Regions from separate parts of the Homo sapiens genome. Here region 2 is linked to region 1. The links are chromatin contacts, found by Hi-C or POLR2A ChIA-PET in ENCODE. All regions are on one chromosome and are shown on one strand. Each heading gives the region's core, a stretch centred on a gene start or an enhancer-like site at or near the end of the contact. The rest is flanking DNA. Distances are from core to core; before and after follow the strand shown. Region 1 overlaps CHST3 (carbohydrate sulfotransferase 3). Region 2 has its middle 43 kb from the start of SPOCK2.

Region 1 (6,466 bases), core at 36-2,535:
CTGCGCGTCATCCAGCTGGTGCGCGACCCCCGGGCCGTGCTGGCCTCGCGCATGGTGGCCTTCGCCGGCAAGTATAAGACCTGGAAGAAGTGGCTGGACGACGAGGGCCAGGACGGCCTGAGGGAAGAGGAGGTGCAGCGGCTGCGGGGCAACTGCGAGAGCATCCGCCTGTCCGCGGAGCTGGGGCTGCGGCAGCCCGCCTGGCTGCGGGGCCGCTACATGCTGGTGCGCTACGAGGACGTGGCACGCGGGCCGCTGCAGAAGGCCCGCGAGATGTACCGCTTCGCCGGCATCCCCCTGACCCCGCAGGTGGAAGACTGGATCCAAAAGAACACGCAGGCGGCCCACGACGGCAGCGGCATCTACTCCACGCAGAAGAACTCCTCGGAGCAGTTCGAGAAGTGGCGCTTCAGCATGCCCTTCAAGCTGGCCCAGGTGGTGCAGGCCGCCTGCGGCCCTGCCATGCGCCTCTTCGGCTACAAACTGGCGCGGGACGCCGCCGCCCTCACCAACCGCTCAGTCAGCCTGCTGGAGGAGAGGGGCACCTTCTGGGTCACGTAGGGGGGCCGGGGCCCCGTATGCCCCTCCTCGTGAAAGGCCTGCCCCGTCTTTCTGCCGCAGCCCTCGCAGAGGGCGGGTGCACAGCGCCATGAGCGGGCAGCGCCTCCTGTAGCAGTAGGGCCCCCAGCCAGCGCTCCAGCCAAAGCGGCGGCCCCAGGGTTAATTGCGGAGAACAGGACAGTGCCCGGTCCCCTTGAGGGCCATCACACCCAGACCCAACGGGTTGCAGCCTCCTGAGCAGGCCTAGGCAGGCCCGGGCCTGTTGGCAAGCTTCGATCTCACACACACAGAAACATACATTCGTGCCTGGAGACCCTGCAGGCCAGAGTCCAAATATTTAACAATCAGAAGGGGCAAGGCTCTGACCAGTGACAGTCAGACCTCCTGCTTTATTTGGTGTTAACCGTTTCTTGTCTGGATGGTGAAGTCTGGAATCTGGGTGGGTCCTTGGAGGAGGGGCTAGGACAGCCGTGGGTGTCAAAGGTGGCATTTGAGGCTCGTTTGAGGTGACAGTGGCTGTTTACCAACTAGTACAGAGCGATTCAGCGTTTTCATGAATGGGTTGGCTGTGCTGGTTACTGATGAATATGGGCCCCTTATAGAGCTGCAAAACACACACATGCGTATAGACATACATACATGTACACCATACATAGACAAGCATCATAAAGGCACAAGTGCACACACATCTATGCAGACAAGCTTCCTCGCTGCTTATGCCCACAGGGTTTTTCTGTATGACACACCTCAGAGGAGCCTGTGCTTAACATTTGTAGGATTATTTCGAGGGCAGGGCAGGGGAAAGAAACGCGTTAAAGGGCCATGACATGACACAGTTCCCTGGCCGGGTTTGGACTGAACAGTGGATTCAGAACTGCAGCGTTCAAAGCCCCTGCCCGCCTTAGATTCTCATGGCTACCTCCTCTGACCCATCCACATCCTTGCGGCTGGCAGGCAGGATGTTTTGAAATGGTGCAGCCAAAGGCCCCGTCTAGCTTGGCTGGCTCCCGAACATGTCCATATTTGAAGGCTGCCTCAGGCCTGGCAGGCAGAAGCAGCTGTGGTCCCTGGAGGCAAAAGGCAGCTCACGGGGCCTTCCATTTCCAGCCAGGCCTCATCTGGGGTAGGGCCAAGAGGAAAGTACAGAGTGCCCGTGGGGGAGAAGTCCCACCAGGATGCCCCCCCTCCCCTGAGAAGCCCGCCTTCTCCCTCGTGGACAGGAGTCAGCCAGTTGGTTGCTGTGGTTACAGCCAGTGCCTGGAATTCCTCCTTAGGGCCCTGGGAAGAGTATTGCTTAACGCAGGATGTGCTGGGTGTTTTGTTTCGGGCTTTTATTTATGGCTTGGTGTCTTTCTTGTTTCATGGCTGTGTTTTTGCTTTTGTTTCTGTAGGAGCGCCTCTTCCAAGCAGTGGAGGCCTGAGGGCTTGAGGGAGGCTGGGGAAAACCAGCAGGGAGCACTTGGCTCCTGGCAGAGGGAGAGGACAGGAGGAGGAGCCTTCCCCAGGAGGAACGAGGAGAGGTGGCCACGTGGCAGGCCACAGTGCCCTATGGGCTTTTCTGTTTGAACCCCATGTGGGATGAATCTCAAAGCCACCAGCGTTCTTGCCTAGTGTCCAGAGCAGCAGAGATTTGCAGCCCTCGCCCCTCCCTGAGAAGAAGCTGGATTTGAAAATCCCTCACAGGCCCTAACATGTTTCCTGGGTGGGCAGGGGCCTCATGACAAGCGACAAGTGTACCCAGAGTAGAAGGCCTTCCCCACTCCCACCTCAAACCCAGGAGCAGAACTCAGTATCCAGAGCTTACAAGGAGCTGCAAGGGTTTGCCGAGGGCTGCCCAGCTCTGCTTCTGGTTTCCTGGACAATTTCTCTGTCAGATACGGCCCATTGTAAACCCAGAGGGCTGCATTTTGGGTTGAGTAATATGGACACCATGGAAGTACAGGATCTGAGTCCAACATTGCCATGGGGGAGGGAAGAGTGTGTCCTGGCAGGAAGCCACCATTGGAGAAGGTGAGGCCAGTAACCATCTCATGGGATTCGCTATAATCAGCCTATTTGAGCTGCTGGGTCTCTGTCACTGTGGACTCCAGTCATTCAAGGAGGTCTCCACTCTTGGGTTTTTTTTATTTTCTTTTCTTTTGCTATTTTGCCTGAACACCCCAACACTCTTGGTTTTAGAGTCCAAGAGTAAGTTGTGCAGAGACATGGTTCTAATTTGGAGTTCAAAGGAACACCAGCTCTGAAAACATGACCGTGGGGCCAGGATGTTTCTGGCAGGCCCAGAAGTGCTGGCCGTTCTTCCCCAGCCTCCCCACTGCTCCCTCCTCTGTTCCCCATGTGGAGGTCGGAGGGGCTGGGACTGGGGAGGGGGCAGCCACCTCCATCCAAGGCTCTTCCTAGGGGCCCTGCTAATGTGGACAGTAGACTTTATCCCTCCTTCTTACTCTGGGCCAAGACCTCCCACTCCGCCCTCTGAGGATGGTACCAAGAATGGGCCTTTGGGACTTCTCAGGACATTGACAATGTGCACACTGCAGGTTGACTTAATTTATTTATTTTTTGAAAAGAAGAGACAGAAAATACCTTATTATCTGCAGGGACTCAAAGCTGTACCCAAATCAAGAAAGACAAAATAACAATAGAAACCATTCACACACTCCGTTCATGCATGGACACCAGAAGACGATTCAGAACACAAGAGGAGAATGAGCTGGAGCGCCAGCACCACGATGGCCCCAGGACGTTGTTTAAGATCTGAGATCCCTTGGTTTCTCTCTTGTTGATCTGAGATGCTACATCAGGGCCCTTGCTGCTGTATTACCTCTGCCCGGGTGTTTGAGACAGGTCACAAGCGCGTGGATGTTTCCTGGAAGTGTATTCCCCTGGGGCTCAGCGATGCTCTGGGAACCCTTGGGGTTTGGGGAAGGACAGTGTGGTGTGACTATTGGCTTGAAACGTTATGGATATGGTTGGAGTCACCCATGTGGATATGATTTTCAGCTTGGAGCTGGGATGGAGAAGATGGAAGCACTGGTGGCCGGGCCTCTTTTTCCAGCGAGGCCAGCCCTGGCTTCTCCTCTGTTCCAGCTTGTCTGCCAGAAGCCTTCCCCTGCAAGGTGCCCACCTGCCCGGAGACAGAGGGAGCAGCTGAGGCCTCTCTCCACTGGCCGCCAGCCTCCCTAGCACAAGGGGACCATTCAGCAATGAGTGTTTACTCATGTTCTTTCTTGTTGATGAGTTCTGCGGCCCAGCATATAGAAATGGCTCAGAACGTTCCAGGCCTTGGTGAGACACAGCAGCGTCCAATGCTCACAGGCTGTCCCCACTCTGCCTGTTCCCATCTTCCCCTCGGGACCTGTTTATAAATTGAGGAATGGATGAGGGCCCTGGAGGGTCCTTGGGAGTAGTTAGTGGAGGGCAGGATTCTCAGGTCCCCATAGAGAGGGAAAGAGAAGACCAGATGTGCATAGAAGCCAGTCTCTGTCACATACACCGCAGGTGGTCACCGAGTTATTTTCCAAAAGCTGAGGAACATAAAGCAAATTTAGGCTTTTGTCCTTCTGCAATACATGCACTTGAAAATAAACAGAAAAGAGATGTTTAATAACAAGTTTACTTCCGGTCTGCTAGCACCCTCAGCCTGGGAGCTACTGCCAGAGGCTGGCGTAGTGGGGCAGCTGCTGACCAAACCCCACAGAACAGAGGGCACCAGGCATCACACGACATCTTTCCCTCCCATCTCTGCCATCTGTCTGTCTGGCAATGGAAGGAGCTTCAGCAGGAGGTCCTTCCCAGAAGGTTGATTCTTGGCCTGGGTGGTAGAGGAGATATCCTGACCCTAAAGTCTTCCAGCCCCGGGTCATCCTCTCCTATACTAGGGCCTATTGACCGTAGAGGCCAGGTGCGGTGGCTCATACCTGTAATCCCAGCAGTTGGGGAGGCCAAGGTGGGAGGATTGCTTGAGCCCAAGAGTTGGAGACCAGCCTGGGCAACATGGTGAGACCAATTGACTGTAGGGCTTGTCCCTTGCTAAGACAGGAGCAGAAGACTGGATGGCTGTGTCCTCAAGGCAGTCCCCTCCCATCCCCATTCCCAAAGTCAGAAAGTGAAGCCAGATCTCAAGGGCTGATACCTGAGGCAAGGAGAGCTAAGGGGAGAGAAATTGGGGCTGAGTGGAAGCAGATGCCTGCACAAGCCAAGTGTGTCTTATTGATCTGTACAAGCTGATAGAAGGACCATCTGCTGAAATCCAGGGCTCCTGAGTTGGTGGGTTTGCTTGTGAAGCTTCTAGGACAAGGCGCAGCCAGATGGAAGGGAGAGGGTCCAGGGCTTCCTAAATGCAGCCGCATCACCTGTCAACTCGCTGCAGTTTCAGAGACAGTGGAAGCTGCTCTTTACCTCAAAAGCACAAAGCAGAATTGGCAACTTCACTTGTCTCAAGAGCTCCAAGATCCTTTGGTCTCGTGTCCTTTGGCACCCCGTAACTGGACTGGGGACAAATTTGTTACGTGTTTCCAAGGCTACAGACATGGCGCCATCCTCACAGGCCTAGCTCATGTCATGGATCAGGTGCTTTGCTGGGGGGATACAATGACCCATGTGGTCTGCGTCTTCTGCCATTGGCTTGAACTGGGCACCCCCTGAAGTCTCCATCTCAGCTGTATATTCTAGTCCAAATTTTCCTGGCTCCCCTGCTCCCTCCCAGGTCCTGCACACTGTCTTTTTGCCAACACCTCAGCCCTGTTTGCTATTTCATGTCTGCATGGTACGAGACACCCCTTCACGGCATACACTGCCATGGTATGTACATATGCATCCACGTGTGTGTATGTGTAGCATGTAGCTCATTCTGCTCAGCCTCTGGCGCCGTTCCACATTGCTCCCAGCCCCATTGCTGTCACTGTCGTCCCAGATGTCCTTGCCATGGCCACAGACAATCTGCCGTCTCCTGGAAACGCTGGGGCTGCCCTTCAGAGAGCTGGCAGCCCCAGCAGTCAGGGCCTGCTTTGCAGAATAGAATGTGAACCCAACTCCTGATGGCCTACTTGACTTATTTAATTAAAGATGAAATCATGCAATGAGCAAAACCTGCAGCGTGTCTCTGCCTTTTCCTTTGCATTTGTTCTCAGCAGCAATTGGGTCATAATTTTTTTTTTTTTTTAATTAACAGTGGTAGAAAGGAGGTGACTTCCAGCATGAAGCAGGACAGAGAATCCCCCTGCCCATTCCCAAGGGACCAAAGGCACTAGGGGAATATGGGGCAGGATGAATGTACCTTGCGTCACCAGGCTGGCAGAGCTGATGGGGACTGCGCTGAGCGGAGAGAGAGAAAACCCAGGTATTTGGGGGCAGAGACAGGAGTGTTGGGCCAGCGGTCAGGGGGCCTGGGGATGAGTCCCAGCTTTGCCACTGTCTGGCTGTGTGACCTTGCATAAGTCACTTCCCTTACTTGGACACCAGTTTCCTTTTAGAATGAAGGTGTAATCAGTTGTTCACAAACATTGTTCCCAAAAAGCCCCATTAGGGATTCAAAAGTCAGCTGAAAGGGCAGGCGGCACCCTCTCAACAAGAGTCACTGTGCGTTTTGATCTGCTTCACGTGTTCAGATAGCATTTCAGATTTATTTGGCCTTCAACTAAATCTCCAAAAACACATAAGAAGGTTGCCAAGGACCCTTTCAGCTAAGAAATTGAATGGAGTCCTTTCAAATTGCAGTTACATCCGTCATAACAACTTTAGTTCTTACTACATTTCAGCCCTGCTTGTCTCCCAAGAGCTGCCTGCAGAGCATGGGTGTTTCCCTGGGGAGAAGGGAGAGAGCTCATTTTGGAACACAGAAGCCAGAGCTGGTGGGGCTTTGTGGGTCTCAGGACACAGGGGTAGCAGGACCAGCAGCTGCAGGAAG
Region 2 (6,466 bases), core at 1,812-4,311, 36 kb after region 1:
GATGCATGGGATAAAGGCAGGGCCCCACACAAGATAAAAATGCAGGGCTCTAGTTCAAGGATTCCTGAGCAAGGTTAACGTCAGTGGTGAGGCCATGTTTGTACCATGTGCCTTTGGTATGATGTGAGGGGAAGAGCACTTTACCTCTGGGGTCCTCCCAAAACCCCATAACTCAGTGGGCACAGTGGCTCACACCTATAATCCTAGCACTTTGGGAGGCTGAAGCGGGCAGATTTCCTGAGCTCAGGAGTTCAGGACAAGCCTGGCCAACATGGTGAAACCCCATCTCTACTACAATACAAAAAATTAGCCAGGCATGATGGTGCATGCCTGTAGTCCCAGCTACTCGGGAGGCTGAGGCAGGAGAAGCTCTTGAACTGGAGAGGCAGAGGTTGCAGTGAGCCAAGATCGTGCTACTGCACTACACCCTGGGTGACAGAGGGAGACTCTGTCTAAAAAACAAAACAAAACCCATAACTCCAGTCTAACCAGGAGAAAATCATCAGACAAATCCAAATTGAATGACATTCTATAAGATAACTTACCAACACTCCTCAAAGACTATGAGGAATTTCAAGACGACAGCAGAGTGTTAAACCAAACGCCAAGCCCTTCTAAGCACAGGGCCTGGGCGATAGCACAGGCCACATACCTGGGAAGCAGCCTGGGCAGGAGGCCTGAGAAGCAAATGTGGGGTGCCCCAGGCCCCCACAGCCCTTGGAAGCAGGAAAGGCGTCCCTGTGAAGGAACCCTGTGGGTGGGGGTGAGGATGGGGGAGGAACCAGGGGCCTGAGCTGCAGAAGGGGTAAAGGTGTGACTGCGGGCAGGACCCAGGGCCCCTCTCTGAGGGTCCTCAGCACAGGGGGGCTGCCATGAAGTTGGGCACTGCCCATGCAGGCCATGCAGCCCATCTACAAAGAGACCCCCATAGCTGCAGGGCCCCAGCAGCTGGGACATCAGAGTTCAGCCACCCACAACCCATGAGTGTCCCCTGCATCCCGAGTCTGCTCCTGTCCCCAGCAACAAGCAAAACAAAGATGGAAGGAGCCCCCTCAGTGTCAGAGACCCCTCACCGTGAGGGTTCAGCTCTGACCCCCACTAGGGCGTGCAGAAGCAATGCCCAATCAGGAACAAGACCAGCACTTTAAATTAGACAGGACTCATTCAGAAAACTATGTCAGCAGAAAAACAGAGAATCTTCTCAAGATATCTCCAAGGGGTAGAAATTGGGGCATTTGGCTTTCCCCAGCTGATAGCAGTGTTTGGGTGGAAAGTAACATGCCTTCATATTCAGGTCAAACTGGTACAGATTCCTCAGCAGTTCCCAATGAACTCTACGGGGAATGCAAAGAATGTTCTAATGAGGAAGGGGTCAGGAGGCCTGGGCTCTGGTTCTCTGTTGCCAATTTGCTGTGTGATTGGGATGAGTCCTTAGCCCTCTCTGGGCCTCAGTTTCCTTGGCTGAACAGTAAGGAAGCTGTTTGGGGTGAGCTCTGGCAGGCAGGAGCCTACTGTCCTCACTCTCCTGCAGGGCTGGCAGGGAAGGGAGAGAGATAGGCTGGGTGAGAAAGGGTCTCTGGGGAAAGGAGGAGAAGAGGGGCTTTCCTGGGGCTGATAGAGGCAGGGGAGCATCCGTGCAGAGGTGACACGGGGCGCCGAGGGGGAGGTTCCGCTGTGGTTAGGAGCTGAGTTCAGAACTCACACTTGGGTTTGGATCCTGGCTGTGCTGTCTACTTGCTGGGTGACTTTGGGCAAGCAGCTTAACCTCTCTGGGTCTGTTTTCTTATCTGCAATATAGATGAAACGGCCATCCCTATCTCACGAGGGTGCTCTAATTAGATGAGGCAGGGCCTATGAAAGGCAAAGGTGGTCAGGATGATTGAGGGCAATGGCGCTTTGCGAGCTGATACTACCTTACAACAACCCTGAAAGGTGACACTGTCAATCCTTGAGCCCTGAAGAAATGGACAATCAGTGCAAGAAAGTGTCACCCAGCAAGAAAGTGAACAGGACCAAGCTCCCCTACTCCACGAGGGTTCCCCAGAGGCATGTACAATGGAAATTGACAACAGGAAAATCAGCAGCCCAGTCACCATTTGAAAAGAAGCTCATGGCCCGATGCAGTGGCTCACGCCAGTAATCCCAGCACTTTGGGGGCCAAGGCAGGTGAATCACCTGAGGTCAGGAGTTTGAGATCAGACTGGCCAATATGGTGAAACCCCATCTCTACTAAAAATACAAAAATTAGCTGGGCATGGTGACAGGTGCCTGTAATCCCAGCTACTCAGGAGGCCGAGGCAGGATAATCGCTTGAACCTGGGAGGTGGAGGTTGCAGTGAGCCAAGATCTTGCCACTGCACTCCAGCTTGGGCAACAGAGCGAGACTCTGTCTCAAAAAAAAAAAAAAGAAAAGAAAAAAAGAAAGAAAAGAAAGAAAGAAAAATGATGAAAGAACCACCCCCCACAAAAAAATGAAAGGGAGACAGACAGGAAAGAAAGGAGGGCAAGAAGGAAGGAAGGAGGGAGGAAGGAAGGAAGTGCAGACAAGCCCCTGACCCATAGCACTGCACACAGCCTCTTCCCAAATGCCCTGGTGCAACCATGCCAGGACGGCCTGGAGCAGCACCTGCTGGCCACTTCCCTGGCCGCACGGTGCTGGCATCCTCCCTGCAGTCCAGCAGCCGTCCTCCACTGGCCATAAAGGCCCCTTTCTCTGGTGGCTGTTTGTGTTGGGCCCTACCCACCTCCACGGGCAGCCTCCAGACACTGCTGGCAGGCACGAGGACACAGTCCCTGCCCGCTGCTGAAGGGCCGCCTTTGTGGACACATGAACCAGCCGGCTGGTGCACCCTGGCCCTTGGAAGCCAGCTGCTTCCCCCTCCTGCTCATCCAGGAGGTAAACAGGACCGACAGCCAGCCTCTGCCACGTTCCCAGCCCCCTCCCCACCCAGCTCTGCGAGGTCCTGAATCCAGGAATGAACACACAGCCCCTGTTCTTCCTCAACCCACAACATAAGTCACTGCTTCTCTGGCCAGGCAGCATGTATCACAGGCACCACTGACGCGTGCTGCCTGGAAACAGGGCCCAGTCCTGCTTCCGCAGGCCTCCTGGAGCTGTGGGTGAGGCAGGACCGGGATCCGCCTGGGGCCACAGCTAGGGACAGTTCCAAGGTGTATTTCTCATTTTTAAAACACTGCATGTATTTAAACATGCCCTGCCTTGTTCCAGAGAAGATCTAAAGCAGCTACAAGGACACATCAGATGCAACCAGTGTAAATGAAGACTCGGATGAAATGCTCAGAATGACTTTTTTTTTTTTTTTTAAGAGACAGGGTTTCACTCTGTTGCTCAGGCTGGAGTGCCGTGGTGGGATCCTAGCTCACTGCAGCCTCAAACTCCTGGGCTCAAGCAGTCTCCCTGCCTCAGCCTCCTTAGTAGAGACTATAGGTGCACGCCACCACACCAGGTCGAGATTTTGAGTATAGTTTAAAACAGAGGAACATCAGAAGCCATGTAAATGTTCAATGATAGGGAATTGATTAAATAAATTACAATATAGCCACACAATTCAATTCATAATATTTATTATGCAGTGATTAATACTGAAGTTATAGGTATAGAACCTAATTAATTTACTACTTATGTATTTATAGAACCTAATGGCAAGTTTGTATGTATAGGCCTAAGAGGATTTTTCCTCAAAGGGAGCTAGAAGTCTCATGACCTTCTTGAAATGACTATGGCCTCCAAGAAGTCAAGAGTCACAGTATAAACTCTATGTATTGTAAAATCCCACTTTTACGTATGTGTGTAGTCTGGGAGGCTGTACCACAAACTTCAAAGTGTCCTTATCTCTGAGTATTAGAATTGTGTATTTTTTCATCATTCTTCTACCAGCGTGATCTATGCCCTTATCATGGTAAGCCACAACTGTGGCCATACATCTTCAAGCAACCAAAGCAAAACCAAAAATGTGGTCAGTTACTATTTCCCAGTGTTCATAGGAGAAAATAAGTGACTGCTTTTGGCATTAAAGAGGGTAGAGAGTTCTCTGGAGAGGCAGGGCAACTGGGAAGGAGGCTGGCTCATAGAGTGTGAGGACAGGGTGCAGGGAAGCCTCGATGAGGGGCTGAGGCATCTGCAAATATCAGACAATCCATCTGTCCAGGGGAACACCTGGCAGCCTCCCTCGGCTGGCCCCATTCAGGAAAGGGGCTGACTCATTTCTTCAAAATAGGATAGAGTGAGATGGGGTCAGACACTCGCTGTTCGCTTCTTCATAAGAAGGACAGGTAGCAACATCGCAAAGAGTCAGCCAAGAGTTGTCGACTGTCTGGCACAAGTAGAAGAATATTTGGAGGTTACTGAAATCAGAATATACAGAAAGCTGTTCACTCCACCCAAGCCTAGGAGGGCTTTTCCACCAACCTCAGAGGAAAATCTACAGAACATATTCAAAAGTGTTCCAAATATCTATTGCTGAGTCACAAATCACCCCAGAACTTAGTGAACTAAAGTTCACAACAGCAATCCTTTTATTATCTCTCATAGTTTCTGAGGTCCAGGAAATCAGGATGGGCTCAGTTGGGTGGTTCTGGCTCAGGAAGGATCTCATAAAGTTGTAGTCAGATGGAGGCTGGTGTTGGAATGGCTCAAGACTGGAACAGCTAGGGATGGCCGAGTGTCTCTCTTCATATAGTCTCAGGGCCTCTCCATGTGGTCTCTTCATGTGTGACAGCTTGTGCTTCCTAACAGCATGGCAGCTTCAGGATGGCTAGTCTACTTATATGGCAGCTCGGGCCTCCAAGCCCAAGTATTCTAACTGACCAAGCAGAAGCTGCATCACATACTATAGGCTAGGATTGGAAGTCATCCGTGTTACTTCCATTGCTTTCTATTGGCTATGAGCAAGCAACAGGCCCAACAGATTCAAAGATGCAGGACACAGACCTCTCCATGGAAGGAGTGTCAAGGTCACTCAACATCATGTAGATTGAGGGATGTTGCAACCATCTTTGGAAAATATAATCTTCCACACAGAGCCATCACCAATATCCAGAGCAGGTAAGAACAAACTGAGGCAAATGCAAGTCCCGAAACCTTTGGCCTTTGAACATTTGACATTGACACCCTAAGACTACCTTTTATCTACACCAAATTCAGCCATCATAGGCCTCAGTTAACCCACAAACACTTTGAGCTGTGATAGGCCCAAGTGTCGGCCAAGAAATGAGCTTTGGCAGTGGCCATCTTTGTCTGTCAGCAAGGCTGAGTTTGGGCAATTATTTAAATACACTGTTGAGGCTGGGCGCAGTGACTCATGCCTGTAATCCCATCACTTTGGGATGCCAAGGCGGGTGGATCACCTGAGGTCAGGAGTTCGAGGCGAGCCTGGTCAACATGGTGAAACTCCGTCTCTACTAAAAATACAAAACTTACCCAGGCGTGGTGGCACACACCTGTAATCCCAGCTACTCGGGAGGCTGAGGCAGAGGATCATTTGAACATGGGAGGTGGAGGTTGCAGTGAGCCGAGATCACATCACTGCACTCCAGCCTGGGTGACAGAGTGAGACTCCATCTCAAAAAATAAATAAACAAAAATAATAAAATAAAATAAAATACACCACTGAGTTTTACCCATACTATCTGATTTTTGAAAAATGAGTAGAGGCCGAGCACTGTGACTCACACGTGTTATCCCAGCACTTTAGGAGGCTGAGGCAGGAGGATCACTTGAGCCCACAAGTTCAAGATCAACCTGGGCAACATAGTGAGACCTCCATCTCCATTAAAAAATTTCTTAAAAGGTGGAAAACAGAAAAGTGGACCTACAGATGGAAATTATGGAAAAGGTGTTTGCTCCCACCCCTAAGACAGCTGAGGCTGAGACGAGTTAAGAGGGGCTCTCATCCGCCCATGTTGGATGAGAGTTAGCTGTGAGTTAGTTCTCTGGTGGAAAACAAAGAACAACAGCAACAATAAAAGAACAAATAAAACAATGTGTCTATCTAAAGTATTTTGGGATACAGTTATACAATGCCTGGGATTTGCTTTAAAATATTCCAGCAAAGAAACAAAAAGTACATAGAGGGACCAAGATTTGTCATGAGTTGCTAATTGTTGAAGCTAGGGGTGGGTACATGAGGGGTGTTTGTTTGTTTGTTTATCTGTTTGTTTTCTGAGACGAAGTCTTGCTCTGTCACCCAGGCTAGAGTGCAGTGGTGCAATCTCAGCTCACTGCAACCTCCACCTCCCAGGTTCAAGCGACTCTCCTGCCTCAGCCTCCCGAGTAGCTGGGATTACAGGCGCATGCCACCATGCCCGGCTAATTTTTGAATTTTTAGCAGAGATGGGGTTTCACCATGTTAGCCATGGCTGATCTCAAACTCCTGACCTCAAGTGATCTGCCCACCTCGGCCCTCAAAGTGCCGGGATTACAAGCGTCAGCCACCGCACCCAGCCA

Evidence for each region. A loop is a pair of places that touch in the nucleus more often than their neighbours do. ChIA-PET counts read pairs that join two places held with the same protein, here RNA polymerase II (POLR2A). Pooled maps may share reads with other maps.
Region 2: a loop to region 1 is called in a map of dorsolateral prefrontal cortex, with 7 times the contacts of the local background. The contact joins two enhancer-like sites. A Hi-C loop is called at or near these places in 11 of 168 maps with a recorded cell type or tissue (Caco-2, PC-9, Right ventricle myocardium inferior and 7 more) and 11 of 50 pooled maps. POLR2A ChIA-PET finds 5 or more read pairs at or near these places in 6 of 52 experiments (BJ, HepG2, MCF 10A and 3 more).

Annotation. Positions count from the first base shown.
Region 1 is chr10:72,007,911-72,014,376 of GRCh38, forward strand. CHST3 (carbohydrate sulfotransferase 3) reads left to right here. Exons shown (of 3, transcript NM_004273.5): 3 at 1-5,648. The coding sequence ends at 561. Among named protein-coding and RNA genes, the nearest start is that of CHST3, 47 kb to the left of the region's middle. Within about 2 kb of position 1,286, at least 28 of the 41 ENCODE cell types and tissues checked have a DNase peak (open chromatin) inside an H3K27ac peak, as active enhancers do; they include adrenal gland, ascending aorta, dorsolateral prefrontal cortex and 1 more, where a contact is called at or near this core.
Region 2 is chr10:72,041,875-72,048,340 of GRCh38, forward strand. No RefSeq gene overlaps it. Among named protein-coding and RNA genes, the nearest start is that of SPOCK2, 43 kb to the right of the region's middle. Within about 2 kb of position 3,062, at least 14 of the 41 ENCODE cell types and tissues checked have a DNase peak (open chromatin) inside an H3K27ac peak, as active enhancers do; they include adrenal gland, ascending aorta, dorsolateral prefrontal cortex and 1 more, where a contact is called at or near this core.